2 separate regions of the Homo sapiens genome follow, and region 2 is linked to region 1. The links are chromatin loops, found by intact Hi-C in ENCODE. Cell type or tissue: sigmoid colon. All regions are shown on one strand. Links, peaks and the distances in the headings refer to the core of each region. The heading gives the core; the rest is flanking DNA. Region 1 overlaps MINK1 (misshapen like kinase 1). Region 2 holds the start of MINK1 (misshapen like kinase 1).

Region 1 (9,160 bases), core at 635-8,634:
AGGCTAAGCCCCAAACCAGGATGAGGCAGGCCATGCCTGCCACCAGGTGACTCACTGCGGGCCGGCCTGGCCGTGAGCGGTGGTCGTCGGGCTTGGCTTTATTCCCAGGGGAGAGCACAGGGGAGCTGTCCGGTTTGGAGGAGACTGGACGGCAGGGTGGAAGAAGGTCACTGATGCCTGAACAAGGGATGGCCTCAAGCCCACACCCTGAGCCCCAGAACTCAGCCCCAAGTTCCATACCCACACAGGTCCTCCCTGTCCGTGTGGGTGCCCCAGTCCAAAGCCACCAAAGGCAGGGTCCATGGTGATAAGCCCCCAGGCCCAGAGCAGGCTGCCCAGCCCTGGCTCACATACCTCCCACGCGGTTCCGCTCCAGTGAGCCAGCCTGGGGGAGGTGCCCGTGAGAGGCTGGAAGGACGCTGTCCGAGCGTTCCCAGCCAGGGTCGCTCCTCCTGAGGTCGGGGTTACTGTTGGGGGGGCAGAGTCAGGGTCAGGGAGGCACGGTGCTCCCTTCTCTGGGGTGCTGAGCTGCACTGCAGAGGGAGCCATCACCAGGGAAGCGGGTGGCAGAAGTGAGAGGTGAGAGTGAGTTGGGGGACAACTCTATTACCTAGAGGCGTTGGGCGGGCCAGGGGGCTGAGCAGGGGGCCCTGGAGGCTTTGGGGTGCCCCGCTCTGCCCGCCTTTGCAGATAGATTTGCCAGGCGGAGTTGCTGCGAGGTCTGTGAAGGGAGCACAGGGGTGCCGAGGGGGCGGCGGGGGGGCGCTGAGGTGATGGGGCTGGGGCTTTCCCACCCCCAGGCGGGTAGGCTGGTAAAGTCCCTGTGCCCCCCCTACTCCCTAGGCTGCCCTCAGACCTCACCCAGGCGTTGCCCTACCCAGGCATTACCTGGCACGGACTGCCTGGGCTGGCCGGGACCCTCCGGCCCCACTGGTGTTAAGGGCAGTGGCGATAGATGAGGTCCTCTGAGGCACCTGTGGAGAGAAGTCCACGTGCTGCGAGCTGGCGCTGCGACAGGCACTTCTCAGATGTTTAAGCCTCACCTCTGAGAGGTGAGCTCCCCCACTTTGATGGATGAGAAAACTGAGGTTCAGGGGAGTTAGTGAATACGTCCAGGGTTATGAAGCCGGATGATGGTGGAGCTGCGGTTCTAACTGGCAAAGTCTGCCCCTTAGCGCTCCCAAAACACCCTGGGCGTTTCTCCGTTCCCACGCTCCCCACAGGGATCGATGCCACCCCTCCACGTCGCGTCCTCAGCTGGACGGCTGACCCCGGCAGGGCAGCGCCCTGGCTTTCTCTCGCTTCCCGCCCTGCACTCTTCCTCCATGTGGCCTGCCCCTTCACTGCCCTCCTTCTCTTCATGACTAGCTCTCTGCTTTTCCCTGGGCCTGCAGAACTGTCCTTACCTTGGGTGGGGCCTCGTTATCTGGGCGGACCCAGGCTGGGGGATTCGGGCTGGGGCCAGGTCCTTCAGAGGTGGGGTCTGAATTCTGGCGGATGACAGCTCCTCGGGCACTGGGCGTGGCAGTGGGTGCGGGGATGGCAGGGTCGGGGTCATGGGAGGCTGGGAAGGCAGCCAGGTTTCGGGTGGGCTGGTCCTGCAGGGACTGGGATCGGGGTACAGGTGCTGCATATGGCTTCAGTGGGACCCGGTGTGCCACCAGGCTCTGCAGGGAGAGACCAGGGAGGGTGGGCTGCCTGCTCCATGGCACATCCCCACCTGCGAATTGGGGTCTGGGGTGGGAAAGGACTTTAGCTGCCCCTTCCTCCATTGAAGGACAAGGGGTTCCTTGAGCCTGATGACAGCTAAGTCAGGACAGACACAGGCAGCAAGAAGCAGGTGAGTGAGTCTGTCCACAAAGCCTGTGCTCTGTAATCCTGGCTCACGGCTGAGCAGGTGTGTGTGTGTGTGTGTGTGTGTGCGCGCGTGTGTGTGTACCTGTGCTCTGAACAAAGCTCCCTGTGTCTTCATTAAGACAGGGGTGGGGAGAGACTCACCTTGTGCGGTCCCTCCTGGGGCTCCACCGGCCTCTGCATAGGAGGAGTCTGGGAAAGGGGTCCTGGGGGCCCTGGGGAGGCCTGGGGGATGGGGGGCTCAGGCCCCGTGCTGCCTGGCTTGCTCTTGGCCAAGGGAGAGTTCTGCTGCTTGTTCATCCTTGTTCTCTCTTCTACCTGTGATGTGAAGGGATGTCAAGCAGGCCAGCTCTTGCCTCCCTGTTCTCAAAACTGAGGGTCCCACCTGCCCTAACTACTCCCGCCCTATGCTCTGTGCTGTGTGCTCCTTTCCCCTACTTGGTGCCTGCTACTGTGAACTACTACTTCTTGTGGCTCTCCAGGCCTCAGGCAGTGGGACTGCAGTCTCAGGAGGCAAAGGAGGCAGTGAGTACCTCTCGGGCCCAGGCTGGTTTGTCAGCGGGATTCATGCCCCGACCATAATGGTACAGGGGCTTCCTGTCCCCAGGCAGGAGCTGCTGCTGCTGCTGTTTCTGAAGCTGCTGCTGCTGTTGCTGCTGCTGCAGGGACTTGAGGTAGGCATGCTCCTGCTGCAGCTGCCTCTGGAGACGTTCTGACTGCCGCTGCTCCTCCAGCTGCTTCCGCTTGTATTCCTGGGCCCAAGGGTAGGGAGAGAGGGCTCAGCAGGGTGTGGCCCTGGGAGTTAGAGCAGGCATGCCCTCTCTTTTCTCCAACTGCCTAGAGAGGAGATGTATTCCCTTGATGTCCTGGGTGAATCCCTTCCCTTGAAGTGTTCCCATCCCGTTCCAGCAAAGAAGCTCTGAAAAGCATCTTCCCAGAGGACGCTGAGGGACCCGTTACCAGCAGCAGGGCCTGTTCCTGGAGCAGCTGTTGCTGAAGGATCTCGAGCTGTCGCTGCTCCTCCTCTAGCCTGTGACGAATATATTCCTGGGGGACGGGGTGTGGGGTGGGGGGCAGAGGGCAGGGAAGGAGGAAGAGGCAGAGGAGGGCAGCAGCAGCGAGTTGGAGAAGGAGGAAGGGATCCGCAGGAGAATGAGGGGGTGCAGGGGAAGAGTAAGAGAGAGGTAGGGGAGGGGATGACATGAGCCCCAGGGGGCCATGCGGCACAGATGGGGAAGAAGAGGGCACAGGGAATGAGGGGGGATGAGGAAGGGGTCGGGGAGTCAGGGATGGGGTAAAGAGATGGGAATGAGGCAGGGAAGGAAGAGGGAGGGGGTCAGGGTTGGGGTTGAAGGGTGGGAGAAAACAGAGAGAAAGAGTGAAGCTAGAAAAGATAGGAGGAATCTGGGGGTGGGGGAGAGAAGGGGGAAGGGCACGGGGAGCAGGGGCGGCAGGCAGCAGGAGCGGGAGGGCGGGAGGGCAGGGATGCGGGTGCGGCGCTCTACCTGCTCGCGCTCCGCCTGCCGCCGCTCCTCCTCCCGCCGCAGAGCCTGCATGTCCTCCAGCCGCCGCTGCTGCTCCTTCTCCTGCAGCTTCCGCTGCTCCCGCTCCCGCCGCTGTTGCTGTGGGGAGAGCCAGGTGGTCTTAAGAACCATACCGGACATCGCGTCAGCACTGCCCCTCCATGGACAGGGAGGGGAGCCCTCCTTGCTCACCACGGAGGGTGGTAAGAGAGACCGGCTTCCGCTTGTTTCTGCAACTATACCCATCCCCACCCAAGGGCCCGCGGGGCTGGGCTCGGGTAAACAGCCGGTAGCTGTGACGAGAGAGGCTGTGAGACTGACTGCTGCCTGTGGGGTGGGCTTAGCTAGACAACACCTTCCACTCCCCACACCCCACCAAACAACAAACCAAAGCCGAACTCAAAACAAGCCTCCCCAGCACTCCTAGCCTAAAATCGACCTTTGCCTGAAGTCCATATAGAGCGGGTCGTAGTGATAGCCTTTGGCCACAAGAGGGCACCAGGTGCCCGTGCACAGAAAGCACAGAAAAGAGGGACCTGGCCCACTCCTTGACAAGCACCAGTGCCCAGGTGGTACTTTACTTTCACGGTATTTCTGTGGTGGCTTTCACGAAGTCTACCACCACCACCACCAACAAAAGCACAAACCCTGAGGGACCCTTACACTTGAGGGAACTTGTGCCTACTTCTGCAATGAAGTTGCCAGCAGGCCTTCTCCAGGTAACACCTTGTTAGATAGGACTCTGTGGCTGGGCGCGGTGGCTCACACCTGTAATCCCAGCACTTTGGGAGGCCGAGGCAGGTGGATCACCTGAGGTCGGGAGTTCGAGACCAGCCTGACCAACATGCAGAAACCCTGTCTCTACTGAAAAAAATACAAAATTAGCCGGGCGTGGTGGCGCATTCCTGTAATCCCAGCTCCTCAGGAGGCTGAGGCAGGAGAATCACTTGAACCTGGGAGACGGAGGTTTTGCGGTGAGCCTAGAGTGCGCCACTGCACTCGTCACCCTGGGCAACAAGAGCAAAACTCCATCTCAAAAAAAAAAAAAAAAAAAAGATAGGACTTTGTTACTATACTATCTGAACGCTATATTTATTTTATTTTTTTATTTTTTGGAGACGGAGTCTTGCTCTGTTCCCCAGGCCAGTGGCGTGATCTCAGCTCACTACAACTTCCACCTCCCAGGTTCAAGCGATTCTCCTGCCTCAGCCTCCTAAGTAGCTGGAACTATAGGCGCGTGCACCACCACGCCTGGCTAATTTGTGTATTTTTAGTAGAGATGGGGTTTCACCATATTAGACAGGCTGGTCTCGAACTCCTGATCTCACGATCCGCCCCCATCCTCCGACTCCCAAAGTGCTGGGATTACAGGCGTGAGCCACCTCACCTGGCCTATATTTTCAAAACTGCACAAGGCTCTTCTGTAGCAGGTTTTCTTGCAAATTATTTTTTGTTCAACAATGAGAGGGCCTACTTTGGAGGTAGCAGGTGGACAGTGTGGGTGCTGCGGGTTATTGCTTATTATTATTAGAGACGGAGTCTTGCTCTGTCACCCAGGCTGGAGTGCAGTGGTGTGATCTCTGCTCACTGCAACCTCCGCCTCCCGGGTTCAAGCAATTCTCCTGCCTCAGCCTCCGGAGTAGCTGGGATTACAGGCATGCGCCACCACACCTGGCTAATTTTTGTATTATTAGTAGAGATGGGGTTTCACCATGTTGGCCAGGCTGGTCTCAAACTCCTGACCTCAGGTGATCTACCCACCTCAGCCTCCCAAAGTGATGGGATTACATTTTGTGTTAAGTCCAGCTCATCATGAAATTTGAAATCATATAATTGTTTCAACAGAAATGCCATTCATTTAAGGCATTTTAAAACCTGTTCTCCAAGGCCCTAATGGACCCGGGGCAGGTCAGGAGGAGGCCGCGCCAGGCCTGGGCCCTTCGGAGACAGCCCACCTCCTCCACGCGGCGCCGCTCCTCCTTCTGCTCCTCTATGCGCCGCTGCCGCTGGTGCAGCAGGTGTTTGATGTGTGCCTCGGGGTCTCGCTGCTGCTGCTGCTGCAGCTGCTGCTGCTGTTTTAAAGCCTCTGAGTTGCTCTTATTTTCCTGCTGGAGCCGGAGAAACTCCCGGCGTAGAGTCGACTCTCCAGGCACGTTCATGATGGAGCTGGGCAGGGGTGGCACAAAGAAGCACTGGGGTCAGAACCCTGTTGGTTCCCACTCTCAACCCCGTGGGCCCGCCTGAGTGGGTGCTTTAACTGGATCAAAGCCTCTGCCTCTGGCCACTCCCAGGTGGCCAGGAGACTTACCGTCCCCTTCTGCCCAGTCTTCAGTCCTGTCCTCCTTTCCTATTACTGCTGCGCCCCACATTCACCACAAATTGCTCTCTCCCCAGCTCTTGCTCAGTCATTGGTTCCACTTCTTAGCACTCAGAAATTTGGTTTCCAGGAGTCTCTACCTCTCTGTGCCCACCACCCCCAGGCTGAGAGTCCCCAAAGCCAAGCACCACTGTAGTCCCCCCACTCAGCGATGACCGCCCCAACCCCCACTCCACCTGCCAGGCCTACCTTGGCTCTCCTTCCTCTCCATGGCTGTCATCTTCCTCCTCGCTGCCGCTGTACTCATATTCTGTCTCCTCTGCAGGGGGAGGCCACTGCAGTTATCTCACCCAGCGCCCCAGACCCGCCGTGGGCTAGGGAAACCTTGGGTGGGGATAACCAGGTCTCTCTGGCTGGGCAAGCATGAGGGGCCCCACCCACTTCCTGGGGGCAATGGGAGGACAGCGGGTCTCAGGTGTGGGCCTGGACAGGACCGGGACTGGGTCCCAGGGCAGCTGAGGTGTGGCAGAGCCTGTGCTTGTGCTCGCACACACATGTGCTTAGCATGGAGTTTTTGTAAGGATGCGAAAGGCCGGTCCTCCTTTGGAAGGCTGATTCAGACTGGGAGGGAAAGGAGGGAAAACCCCTTGGGGGTTGCAAGTTTGAGAACGATCTCCTTGGACAGGGAGAGCTGGGGCCAAGGAGGGGAGCAGGAAGGGGTGCCAGGAGCGAGCAGGGCTGGCAGAGAGGAGCCAGGCTGGAGTGTCCCCTAGTACCTGCCCCCTCCAGCCTGCCCACTGACCTTTCTCACCCCGCTTCTTCCGGGATCGGTCAATGTGGTCCTTAAGCTGGATGCGGACCTGCCGCTCCGTGGGCTGGTCCCGGATGAAGGGAAACTTCAGTAGCTGCTCCGTGGGTGGGCGGCTCAGGTAAGTCTTGATGAGACATGTGTCAATGAAGTCAATGAACTTCTTAGACCTGGAAACAGTGGTGGCTCACACTGGGAGGGTCCCCTCAGAAGGGATGGGTGCAGGAGGAAGAGGGTGGATCATTCATCCACAAGCCACCTTGACGTCCCTCCTGTCTTCATATCCCAACACCAGTCACCGCCCTCTGCCCCCCAGAATCTCTTCTCTGGTGAGATCCAAGCCTGAGCACAGAGGGCATGAAGGTGGGGATGGCCTTGTCCAGGGACCTTCCTTCCCAGAGCCCACACTCTCAGAGACCTACCACTTCTTGGACTTGAGCCTGGGCGGAGGGTTCCGAGGAATGAGGAAGAGGGCTCGCATGGGGTGCATGTCACACAGAGCTGGACACAGAGGAGACACCCTCAGTCCCTTTCACTGCACTGGGAGCTACAGGACCCTTCCTCGGCAGGGTCCCAGGACCCACCTCCTCCCTACAGCCACTCTCTGGGCCCTTCCTTTCCCTCCCCTCCCACTCCCGGCAGACTCAGAACTTACGGGGGGCTCCCTCTGCCATCTCGATGGCTGTGATTCCTAGAGACCAAATATCACTCTATAGACGGGAAAGAAGGAACAAGTGAATATTCCTGACAACTCTGCCCTGCAACCTCTCTTCACCCACCATCCTGGCCTCTCAGGAGCCTTCCTGGGCCACACCCATTCCTGCAGCAGTGCCTTCCAACCCATCCCATCTTCCCACCCACACTTGCCTTGCCGTAAGATGTTCCCCAGCCCCTCACTGCTAACATCATCTGACCTTCCTCTGTTCCCCAGCCTGCTCAGGCCCCGTGGTCCCCATATTGCTTCCCGCCCTTGGCAGCCCCCATGCTCCCAACTTTCCACTCCATACCCTGTAATCATAGGTGGCATCAGGGTTCTCATCACAGGCGATGACCTCTGGAGCCATCCAGTAGGGAGTCCCAATGAAAGTGTTCCGTCTGCCCACGGTGCGGTCCAGCTGAGCACTCACCCCAAAATCCACTGTGAAGACACAGAGGGAGGGGTCAGTGTGGGGAGTCACCTCTGCTCCCTTGCCTCACATCCCTGCGTGCACACACAGGACTTGCCTGAGCCAGCTGTGGTCCTGGCCCGACCCAGACACCCCAGCACCCTCCTTTACCCCACCACCATCCTGAAGAACCCGATTCCATCTTCCAGCATCTTAGAGAAAAACCCAGGTAAAAGGATCACGGACAGCATCCCAGGCAGGAGGGCCATCAGATCCCATCTCCCCAGAGCAACCTGCAGAGCACCTGGCCCGTAACAGGTGACAGGTGAAGAGCTTCCTGAGGGATTTTCAGCAGGAGGCAGGGCATTCCAGGGGGAGAGGGGAAAGGGGAGGGAGTGAGCCTCCCCAGTAGGAAGGGAGTTGGGCCTGAGCCACCAGAGAGAAAAAGGGGCCCCTCATTCTCTGTTCTGGAGGTGAAAGGTCCTCGTCAGCCTCAGAAGGAGCCGGCGCACCTAGCTTGACCTCAGCATTCTCTGTCAGCAGCACATTCTGCCCCTTGATGTCTCGATGGATCACCTTGTGGGCATGGAGATGGGCCAGACCCTGGGACAGGAGAGCAGGGAAAATTAGCCATGGTGTTGGATGGGGTAGGAAAGAGTAAGTGGGGAGTGAGTTGAGGGGACAAGGAGCAGTCAGTCTGGACAGGGCTGGGCTGAAGGAGCAGACCTTCTCCACCAGGAGCCCAAGCAAGCTGAGCTGTCCTGGAGAGCTTCCTCAGAGAGGTGGCTCCAGGTGAATTCCCAGCAGTTGCAGGGTTACAGGTGGAGAAGCGGCAGAGCTTGGAAACAGGAGCTTGTCTCCTCCAACAGCCTGAGACTTCCCAAGGTGTGGACCCTGCTTCCACATCCCACCCGCATCAGGCCTGCTGCTCCCTAAAGAGGGCAGTGATGTCTCCTCCCAGCGCAGGGAGGATCTTTGCTCATGGAGAAACTCCAGCCAGGGTAGCGGAGGAGAAGACAAGGGGAGGGGCCTTGAGCTCACCCTGAGGATCTCCCTGCAGATATAGGCGATACAGTCCTCCTTCAGGGCGTTGCCTTTTGTGTTCTTTACCAGGTCAGTCACTGAACCAGCACCACAGAACTCCATCACCAGCTAGGATCCCAGGAAGGTACCGAAAGGAAAAGTATCAGTCAGACAAGCCCTCCCACCCCTGCCCCAATCCCCTGCTAGACTCCTGGAGGAGGATAAGAGACCTTGGGGTTAGAACTGGTATGAGCTAGAGAGCAAGGGCCACAGAAGCCTCACAAAGGCCACAGGATTTCCTCAAGTCAAGACAGAGAGGGAAAAAGGCTGGGTGCGGTGGCTCATGCCTGTAATCCCAGCACTTTGGGAGGCTGAGGCAGGCGGATCACCTGAGGTCAGGAGTTCAAGACCAGCCTGGCCAACATGGTGAGCAAGACTCCGTCTCAAAAAAAAAAAAAAAAAAGAGGAGAAGGAATACAGATGGAAAAGAACTGGCAGGGTGGGGCTGGGTTTAGAGTAGGAGTCCAAG
Region 2 (9,160 bases), core at 501-8,500, 54 kb after region 1:
GCAGACTCTCACCGGCTTCTGGAGATGTTCTCCAGTCCAGAATTGCTTTATGTTTCTGGGTTGAGAGGTTACTGCATGCCTTATCTACAGACCTACACCAGAATACAAGCTTATCAAGAGCGGCTGCACACTTCCTGCCATCATGTCCCCTAAATGACAAACAAAGATGGTTTACATGTGCAAGTTGTGTGTGCTACCCTGTCTTAGGCACACAGTTCAATGCGGAAAGGAATGGAGGCCAGATGTGAAGTCAGGATTCTACCCAGCAGAGTTTTAATTGAGCTCCTGGGGCAAGAGTGAGGGGGTGGGCCAGCTGGCTCTCTTGCTGACCTTACTGTTATCTTAACTGTCAAAACCTCCCTGCTGTGTATATCCCTAAGGACTATGGCAAACTGTCCTATCCCATAGCATAAAGGGTGGGGATGTCTCTCCCTCTGTTTGGGGAATGACTGATCACCTAGTTTCAGCCAAGTTCTCAGTAATCTTCCTTCCGTCATTTTGCCAAGGCAGCATTTCACTTCATCTAAATGCCTCGAGCTCTCCAAACAGCCCCATTCCCCTTTTGCAATTTTCCAGGGGAAAAAAGTCACTATTGAATGTCCTTACTTCTGCAGCAGGAGGTCACTCTTCCCATTCTCCTGCCTAAGGCATCTGTCATCAACATTTGGACAGCTAGCACATCAGAACACAGAGGCAGTCCCACGTTGCTCAGCAGCCTAGAAATACATGCCCAGAACTGCCAGCTTTCCGAGTGGTGCTGGCTCCACAGCCGCATGAAGAGAGGAGGAAGGCGAAGACACTTATCCAAAGAACAGACACAACAACACAAAATCATTTGAAAAAGAACATCTCTGTCAGCAGCTACCACCGAGCAACAAGTCCTCCTTGAATGTGCTCCATGCTATGATTTCAATCCAGCGACGCTAAGCATAGCTCCACAGTTTCAAGGACACTGCAGTCAAACTTCGAGCTGGATGGTAAAAAGAAGCTGTTTGATTTACGAAGTGGGTCAACCAAAAGGAGCAATGCAAAAGGAAAGAGGTCAGGCCGGGGCCTGCCCCCTCCTTGTCCCATCCACTTCCACTGATATTTATCCTTTGTGAGAAGCCAAGAGTTCCAAGTCAGAAGGTTCTCCTGGAATATAACCAAGCTTAGACACAGAGGCCCACATTTTCTCTTGGATGATCCTAACTTTACTTCAAGGGCATCGCTCAGCTGGAGGCTTCCAGAACTGTTTACCCCAGACAAGGTCTGATTCTAAAAACATCCCAGAAAAAATATATTCTTAATTGTGCATAAATAAAAGAGGGGCAAAATGAAGCCTAAGAAGCCTGGGGTTTATTGAATACTTTCTCTAAGCAAGCACTGCACTGTGTTGTAAGTGGCACGTGTTGTAAGAGGCACTTCTGCAACAAACGTTTGAGCCCCCATTATGTGCAAAACATGCTTACAGGCACTGGGGATACAAAAATGAACAAAACAGCCAAAATCTTAGCTTTCACCGAACTGTTTGTTGTAGTTGTTGTTGTTGTTTGAAACAGAGTCTGGCTTTGTCGCCCAAGCTGGAGTGCAGTGGTGCAATCTTGGCTCACTGCAGCCTCCACCTCCAAGGTTCAAGTGATTCTCCTGCCTCAGCCTCCCGAGTAACTGGGATTACAGGTGTGCGCCACCATGCCTGGCTAATTTTTTTGTATTTTTTTTTTAGTAGAGATGGGGTTTTACCATGTTGGCCAGGCTGGTCTCGAACTTCTGACCTCTCAGGTGATCCATCTGCCTCGGCCTCCCAAAGTGCTGGGATTACGGTCGTGAGCTACCACACCCGGCCACTGAACTGACATTTTAGTGGGGCTGACAGGAATATATATGTCAGCTGGTGATAAATACTATGAGGAAGGATAAAGCAGACTAAGGGAATGCTATATAAAATTTTGTATAAAAATAAAGCAGAGGAGGGAGTGCTATTTTAGATAAAGTTGTCCTGGAAGGCTTCTCTGATTGCCATTTGATAAAAATAACTGCAAAAAGGGCTATCACATATATGATCACTGTGTGCTGGGAACTGTACTATGTACTTAACGTGCATTTAATCCTCAGCAACTCTGCATTCAGTACTATTACCATGCCCACGATACAGGACTGAATGAAGCTTAGAGAGGGTAAGGCTCTTGGCAGAATCTGCAGTAAGGGGAGCAGGGCCAGGGTTACATTGTAAGGGAAGAAACTAGGACTTGAACTCAGGGCTGCAACTTCAAACCACATGCTTTTCCTCACCACGCTGCAGCCAGGCTGGTGGAGAAAAGGAACCTCAAAGAGGTCAAGTGTGGCTGTGGCTACAAAGTAGCAGGTCCATCTGGCCTCCCCACACATGGCTAAGAGATTAACGCAATTCAATCTTCCCTAATATCAGACGATTACCCTCATCACCAGCTGAAAACCAAGCCTTATCTTGAAACAAGAGGAGAAATACACCTTGGGCTCCTTAAGGCCAGCAAATAAATACTGAATATGTTCCTCTCCCATCCCTCTCCCCAGCCCCCAACACAAGATGGTGTAGTAAAGGGAGACACCATTTCTCACTGGAAAACAGACAGGAATAGCACAAGAGATGACCACACTAGCTGCTTGACAGTGCCACAGCTCTCTGAGGTGGAGTCAGGGGGACAGGCACTGAGAAAAGGTCTGCAGCAGGGAGAAGGTAGGCCCTGGCTAGCCCCATGTCAAAGGAGGTACAGCCCTCCCTCAAGCCCTTGCATTTTAGGGTGGAAAGGGGGAAGCAGAATGCTTTCTTAAGCAGCTTAAGGCAGGCCAGACAGAAGCACTGGGAGCAGGTCACCCGGTCTCCTGAGGGGAGAGGAGAGTAAGGCTGGAGGCAACTGAGGAAGGCTAACATTGCTTCAAGCCGAGAAGTCCAGAAGGGAAATACCACATCTAAGGTCAGAGGGTATTTGTGGAATTGCTGGAAATCCCAGGTTGAGGGTCCAGGCCAAACTACCAAAAGAGGCTAAAAGAGAAACCCAAGCAGAGTCCCACAAGGTTCAAAGCAAAGGTTGTGGTTTGGACCCGCCCCGTTTTTTTGTTTTGTTTTGTTTTGTTTAAGACAAGGTCTCGCTTTGTCGCCCAAGCTGGAGTGCAGTGGTGCAATCTTGGCTCACTGCAACCTCCACCTCCCCAGTTCAAGCAGTTCTCCTGCCTCAGCCTCCTGAGTAGCTGGGATCACAGGTGTGTGCCACCACGTGTGGCTAATTTTTGTATTTTTAGTAAGGATGGGGTTTCACAGTGTTGGCCAGGCTGGTCCCGAACTCCTGACCTCAGGTGATGCCCCACCTCGGCCTCCCAAAGTGCTGGGATTACAGGTGTGAGCACCTCGCCCGGCCTGACCCACCCATTTTTTATTGTATTTTAGTCACCCCAGCCACAGGAACCTGTAGCCAGTTAATCAATAACCAAGGTAGGAAGGAAAGGTGGAAGTTCATCCCAGAATGGAGCACATTAAGGGACTTTTACTCAGAATCTGGATTTCCATCTTATATCCCGACTTGGGCATCCCAGTTTAAACCCTGGCCAAGCTGACCTTAAGAATCTCCCTCCTAAAGCCTTCAGACCCTCTCCTCATCAACACACACACATGTGCCTGCGCACACAGAGAAATTCAGCGTTCAGTCCCTCTCCCCAGAAATTTATCACGTTATCTCCAGCAAGTCAGGTCTCATAGCCCAACATTGCACCAAACAAATTATGACCTGAAAATGGGAAGAAAAAAAACTGTGTCACCTAGAGAAACCCAATTAACAACATGACTCTGCTCTCTTCAATTCCCCTCTCCCCTCCAGCCATATCCGGGGCACCTGTGTGGCTGACCGCCTTTTCCCACTACTGGCCATGTTCCCTGGCTGACTCAAAAGCCAGAAGACAGTCTGAGCAGGGGCCTCCAGAGAAGCGAACCTAGAGATGGGAAGTCCTGCTCTCCCCACACCTTGGCCTGGTGAGAGCGCTGGAAGGGCACAGGATCAAAACACCACCTGGCTGATAGTCTGGAGTGTTCACCTTGAAATCACTAAGTTGCCCCTTAAGCCAAAGCTCCCTGCCGAAGAAAAACATAAATGCTACAGAAAGCTCTTCCACCAGAGTGTGTAAGTGCCCCACAAGGGACAATGAACGGGTATTTCCAAGAAATTCCTGCAGCATTTGCTTCCTCTCAACCCCTTTCCTTATTAGCCCCTACCTTGAGAGGTCTCCATTGCTTCCAGCCTTTAGCTAACATAAACACCCACTGCCTTTCCAAACCTTCAGCCTGACCACATGTAGCATGTGTCGTGTGTGCGCGTGTGTGTGTGTGTAAACATCCTCTTCCCAGCCCGTGCTACAGTTTCCAAAGAGAAGAAATGCCTCCCCTCCTCCCCGAGGGCTCCCAGCCCCACGCTGCTGCAGAGTTGGTCATGTAATATTCAGGGACCCTGAGACCGGAAATGCCTGGTTCTGAACTGCTGCACTTGAAACAGGAGAGAAGGGATAGGGAAAACTGAACATGGGATTGAGGGTGACGGCACGAGGGGTGGGGTAGCTGAAATTCCGACCAGGGAAAGGATGCAATTCAAGGGTGGGCGAGGCAGAGAAAGAGGGATGAGAGAGAGGCTGTCGAGACAGTTGCAAAGTCAAAATTCCAGGAGCTGAGGAAGAGGAGGGGAAGGAAGAAGATAGAAGTAAGGGCAAAGGTGGAAAAGGGCCGAAAGGAGGTAAGGAACCACAATAAAGGTTCTCCAGGTGATGGGGGAGGCTAAGTTTAGGCGAACCAGTGGGTCCCGAACCCCAGAGTAAAGGTAGGGTGGCACGGAAGTGTGGGGGCGGGGCACCACAGGGTGGGGACCGAACTGGCTCCCAGCATCTGCAGCCAGTGGAGAGAGAAGGGAGCAGAGGGCGGGGGCCCAGCCGCGGCGGGAGTCCGGGAAAGGGGCACGGGTCGCCAAGGGGACCCAAGCTGGTGGAGGGGGCGCCCGGGAGCACGTGAGGCGTGCAGCCACCCCGCTCCCTCCCCTGCGGCGGGGACAGGAACCAGGGCGAGGCTGGGGGACGGCGCGCTCACCCGCAGGGCGGACAGGTCGATGTCGTCCAGGCTGCGGGCGGGGGCTGGGTCGCCCATGGCCTCCGTGGGGAACGGGGCACCGGGGCCGCTCACGCTCCGGCTCGGTTACTCCACTGCCGCCGTCGCCGCTTCTCCCCCATCGGAGAACCCCGGGGGCGGACTCCACCGCGCCTCCCCCGGAGACCGGGGAGGGGGAGGGCCGGCGCGAGGACCGACCCACCGACTGACAGGCGCTATCTCCCCGGAGCCAGCCACCCGAGCCTACCACCTCTCCTGCGCAGGCGCGGAGCGACCGCGCACTGGGAGGGTGGAAGCGCGAGCGTGACGCGAGCGCGCCGGGGCCCCCTCCCCCTAGGCGCCGACACCTGCGCGCAGGCGCAGGCGAGCAGGCGAAAGGCGCGCGCGAGGACGGAGCGACCGCGCGAGCCTGGCGTGAAAGAAGTGGGCGGCGGCCGAGGCGGCCGCGGAGCGCGCCCACCAGCTGGTGCGCGTGCGCACACGCGTTTCCTTTTCTTTCCCTATTTTTTTTGCCCTTTCTCTCCCTTATTTCCTTCTCAGATCTCCTTTGACGCCTTTCCTTCCCTTTCCCTCCTTCTTTCGTGTGCCCAGCTGCCAATCAAGCCACCCACCTTTCCATTTGCGGGGGAAGGGGGCGGTACCCAACCCCCTCTATTACTAGGGGGTTGTTATGGTAACTCCCCACGCGAGGGCTGGGTGGCCTCTAGATAGGACGGGCTGTCCACCCACCCAATTGCTATGGCAACAGTGGAGCCGCTGAGGGAGGGGCCACTCCGTGAGAACTTGGCTGGAGAAACCACGTGGGAGTTGGGGGGCAGAGGAGGGGCACCGGCTGCCTCAGGAATGCCCTTTCCACCCTCACCTAGCAGGTTGGGGAAGCATCGAGGTGCTCTCAGATCTCAGGATAAGGAATCCTACCGCAGACGTGTATCTCTGCACCTCTTTTAACAAAGTGTTCTGCACAAAGGAACTGTTTCCACAATTATTCATTGATCACTGGAGTCGCGCGTGGAGGAAGGGGTGGCGAAGGGGAAGAGAGGGAATCTGCGTTCAGTCCCTTAAAATATAGCTTGGGTCACCTTAGATCTAGTCATGTTGGCATAGCGCCTACAGCCATTAGCCTCAGTGGAGGCTGGGTAATGCTATCTAAGAACCACGAGTCATGTTCTACCACTGAAATGCTGTGTGACCTTGAGCAAGTTGCTTTGCTTCTCTGAGGTTTTCTTTCACTGTGAAATTGAGGGGGGAGGCTGTATGATCCTCAAGAGCTCTTCTAGCACCAACACTGCCTCTGAAAGACTCCACCACCAGCCTTAATATAAACATCATTTAAGAGAGTTTAATTTAGAAGTCCTTGAAAAATAGCTGAACACATTCCTTTCTGGACCGTTTTTAGCATTTGGGTGCACAGCCAGTCGGCCCCCTTCCCTAACCCCTAGCCCATTTTCCTTGCCACTGCCCTTATTCAAGCCGCTATCCCCATTCATCTCCTATTTGGCCTTCCGGCCTGACTCCTTCAAGTCAATTCTATTTTTTTTTTTTTTTTTTTTTTTTTGAGACAGAGTCTCACTCTGTCGCCCAGGCTGGAGTGCAGTGGTGCGATCTTAGCTCACTGCAAGCTCCGCTTTCCGGGTTCATGCCATTCTCCTGCCTCAGCCTCCTGAGTAGCTGGGACTACAGGCGCCCGCCACCTCGCCCGGCTAATTTTTTGTATTTTTAGTGGAGACGGGGTTTCACCATGTTAGCCAGGATGGTCTCGATCTCATGACCTCGTGATCCGCCCGCCTCGGCCTCCCAAAGTGCTGGGATTACAGGCGTCAGCCACTGTGCCCAGCCTCTATTTTTTTTTTTTTAAAGACAAAGTCTCGCTCTGTCACCCAGGCTGGAGTACAATGGTATGATCTCTGCTCACTGCAACCTCAAGCTTCTGGGCTCAAGCTATCCTCCAACCTCAGCCTCCCAAGTAGCCAGGACTACAGGCAGCGCATGCCACTACACCTGGCTGATTTTTATATGTTTTGTAGAGATGGGGCTTTGCCATGTCGCCCAATCTGGTCTCAAACCCCTGGCCTCAAGTGATCTGCCTGCCTCGGCCTCCCAAAATGCGGAGATTACAGGATCCCTTGAGGACAGGAGTTGGAGGCCAGCCTGGCCAACATGGTGGGGTTTTTTGTTTGTTTTTTTTTTTTTTTTTTTTTTTTTAGACAGTTTTAGTTTAGTTTAGTTTTTTTGTGAATTTGTGAATTTGTTTTTATTGGGGAACAGGACACAGGGTGGAAAATGTCACCTTGGTGGAGACAGAGTTTTGTTCTCGTTGCCCAGGCTGGAGTGCAGTGGCACAATCTTGGCTCACTGCAACCTCCGCCTCCCGGGTTCAAGCAATTCTCCTATCTCAGCCTCCTGAGTAGCTGGGATTACAGGTGCACGCCACCACGCGTAGCTAATTTTTTGTATTTTCAGTTGAGACGGGGTTTCATCATGTTGGCCAGGCTGGTCTCGAACTCCTGGTCTCAGGTGATCCACCTGCATTGGCCTCCCAAAGTGCAGGGATTACAGGCGTGAACCACCACAACCGGCCAAGCCTCGCAGACATAGTGAAACTCTGTCTCTATTAAAAATACAAAAAATTGGCCGGGCACGGTGGCTTGCGCCTGTAATCCCAGCACTTTTGGGGAGGCCGAGACGAGTGGATCACCTGAGGTCAGGAGTTTGAGACCAGCCTGGACAACATGGTGAAACCATGTCTCTACTAAAAATACAAAAATTAGCCGGGCATGGTGGCAGGCGCCTGTAATCCCAGCTATTCGGGATGCCGATGCAGAAGAATCGCTTGAACCCGGGAGGCAGAGGTTGCAGTGAGCCGAGAACGTGCCACTGCACTCCAGCCTGGGTGACAGAGCAAGACAACGTCTCAAAAAAAAAAAAAAAAAAAAAGCCGGGTGCAGTGGCTCACGCCTGTAATCCCAGCACTTTTGGGGAGGCCGAGACGAGTGGATCACCTGAGGTCAGGAGTTTGAGACCAGCCTGGACAACATGGTGAAACCATGTCTCTACTAAAAATACAAAAATTAGCCGGGCATGGTGGCAGGCGCCTGTAATCCCAGCTATTCGGGATGCCGATGCAGAAGAATCGCTTGAACCCGGGAGGCAGAGGTTGCAGTGAGCCGAGAACGTGCCACTGCACTCCAGCCTGGGTGACAGAGCAAGACAACGTCTCAAAAAAAAAAAAAAAAAAAAAGCCGGGTGCAGTGGCTCACGCCTGTAATCCCAGCACTTTGGGAGGCTGAGGCGGGAGGATCACGAGGTCAGGAGATCAAGACCATCCTGGCTAACACGGTGAAACCCCGTCTCTACCAAAAATACAAAAAAAAATTAGCCGGGCGTGGTGGTGGGCGCCTGTAGTCCCAGCTACTCCGGAGGCTGAGGCAGGAGAATGGTGTGAACCCCGGAGGCGGAGCTTGCAGTGAGCCGAGGTCGTGCCACTGCACTCCAGCCTGGGCGACAGAGCAAGACTCCGTCTCAAAAAAAAAAAAAAAAAAAATTGGCCGGGCGTGGTGGCTCATGCCTGCAATCCCAGCACTTGGGGAAGCCAAGGCAGGCGACTGCACTCCAGCCTGGGCAACAGCGCGAGACTCTGTCTCAAAAAAAAAAAAAAAAAAAAAAGGCCAGGCACGGTGGCTCACGCCTGTAATCCCAGCACTTTGGGAGGCCAAGGCAGGTGGATCACGAGGTCAAGAGATCGAGACCATCCTGACAAACATGGAGAAACCCCGTCTCTACTAAAAATACAAAATTGGCCGTGTGTGGTGGCGCATGCCTGTAATCCCAGCTACTTAGGAGGCCGGGGCAGGAGAATCTCTTGAATCTGGGAGGCGGAGGTTGTGGTGAGCCGAGATCATGCCATTGCACTCCAGCTTGGGCAACAAGAGCGAAACTCCATCTCAAAACAAAACAAAAACCAGATTGGCTGGGCATGGTGGCTCACACCTGTAATCCCCGCACTTTGGGAGGCTGAGGCAGGTGGATCACCTGAGATTGGGAGTTCGAGACCAGCCTGGCCAA

What was found. Peaks named below come from ENCODE experiments on the same cell type or tissue, not always from the same donor. Only the 100,000 strongest peaks of a DNase experiment are listed, where the experiment ranks them.
Region 2: a loop joins it to region 1, with 6 times the contacts of the local background. A loop is called at or near these places in 51 of 110 quality-filtered maps.

Annotation. Positions count from the first base shown.
Region 1 is chr17:4,883,963-4,893,122 of GRCh38, reverse strand. MINK1 (misshapen like kinase 1) reads right to left here. Exons shown (of 32, transcript NM_153827.5): 5 at 8,650-8,760; 6 at 8,121-8,211; 7 at 7,510-7,640; 8 at 7,158-7,212; 9 at 6,925-7,003; 10 at 6,497-6,672; 11 at 5,944-6,013; 12 at 5,333-5,543; 13 at 3,360-3,476; 14 at 2,388-2,606; 15 at 1,999-2,172; 16 at 1,407-1,667; 17 at 889-974; 18 at 611-721; 2 more. Among named protein-coding and RNA genes, the nearest start is that of C17orf107, 11 kb to the left of the region's middle. In sigmoid colon, for the core only: CTCF peaks have their summits at 3,651 and 3,856 (motif pointing right); a DNase peak (open chromatin) is centred at 3,882.
Region 2 is chr17:4,829,561-4,838,720 of GRCh38, reverse strand. MINK1 (misshapen like kinase 1) reads right to left here and starts at 5,381. Exons shown (of 32, transcript NM_153827.5): 1 at 5,081-5,381. The coding sequence starts at 5,137. RefSeq lists silencers at 4,831-5,080, 5,091-5,560 and an enhancer at 5,538-6,324. In sigmoid colon, for the core only: no CTCF peak of the experiment used is centred there; DNase peaks (open chromatin) are centred at 4,385 and 5,390; H3K4me3 peaks cover 2,235 bases; H3K27ac peaks cover 3,234 bases.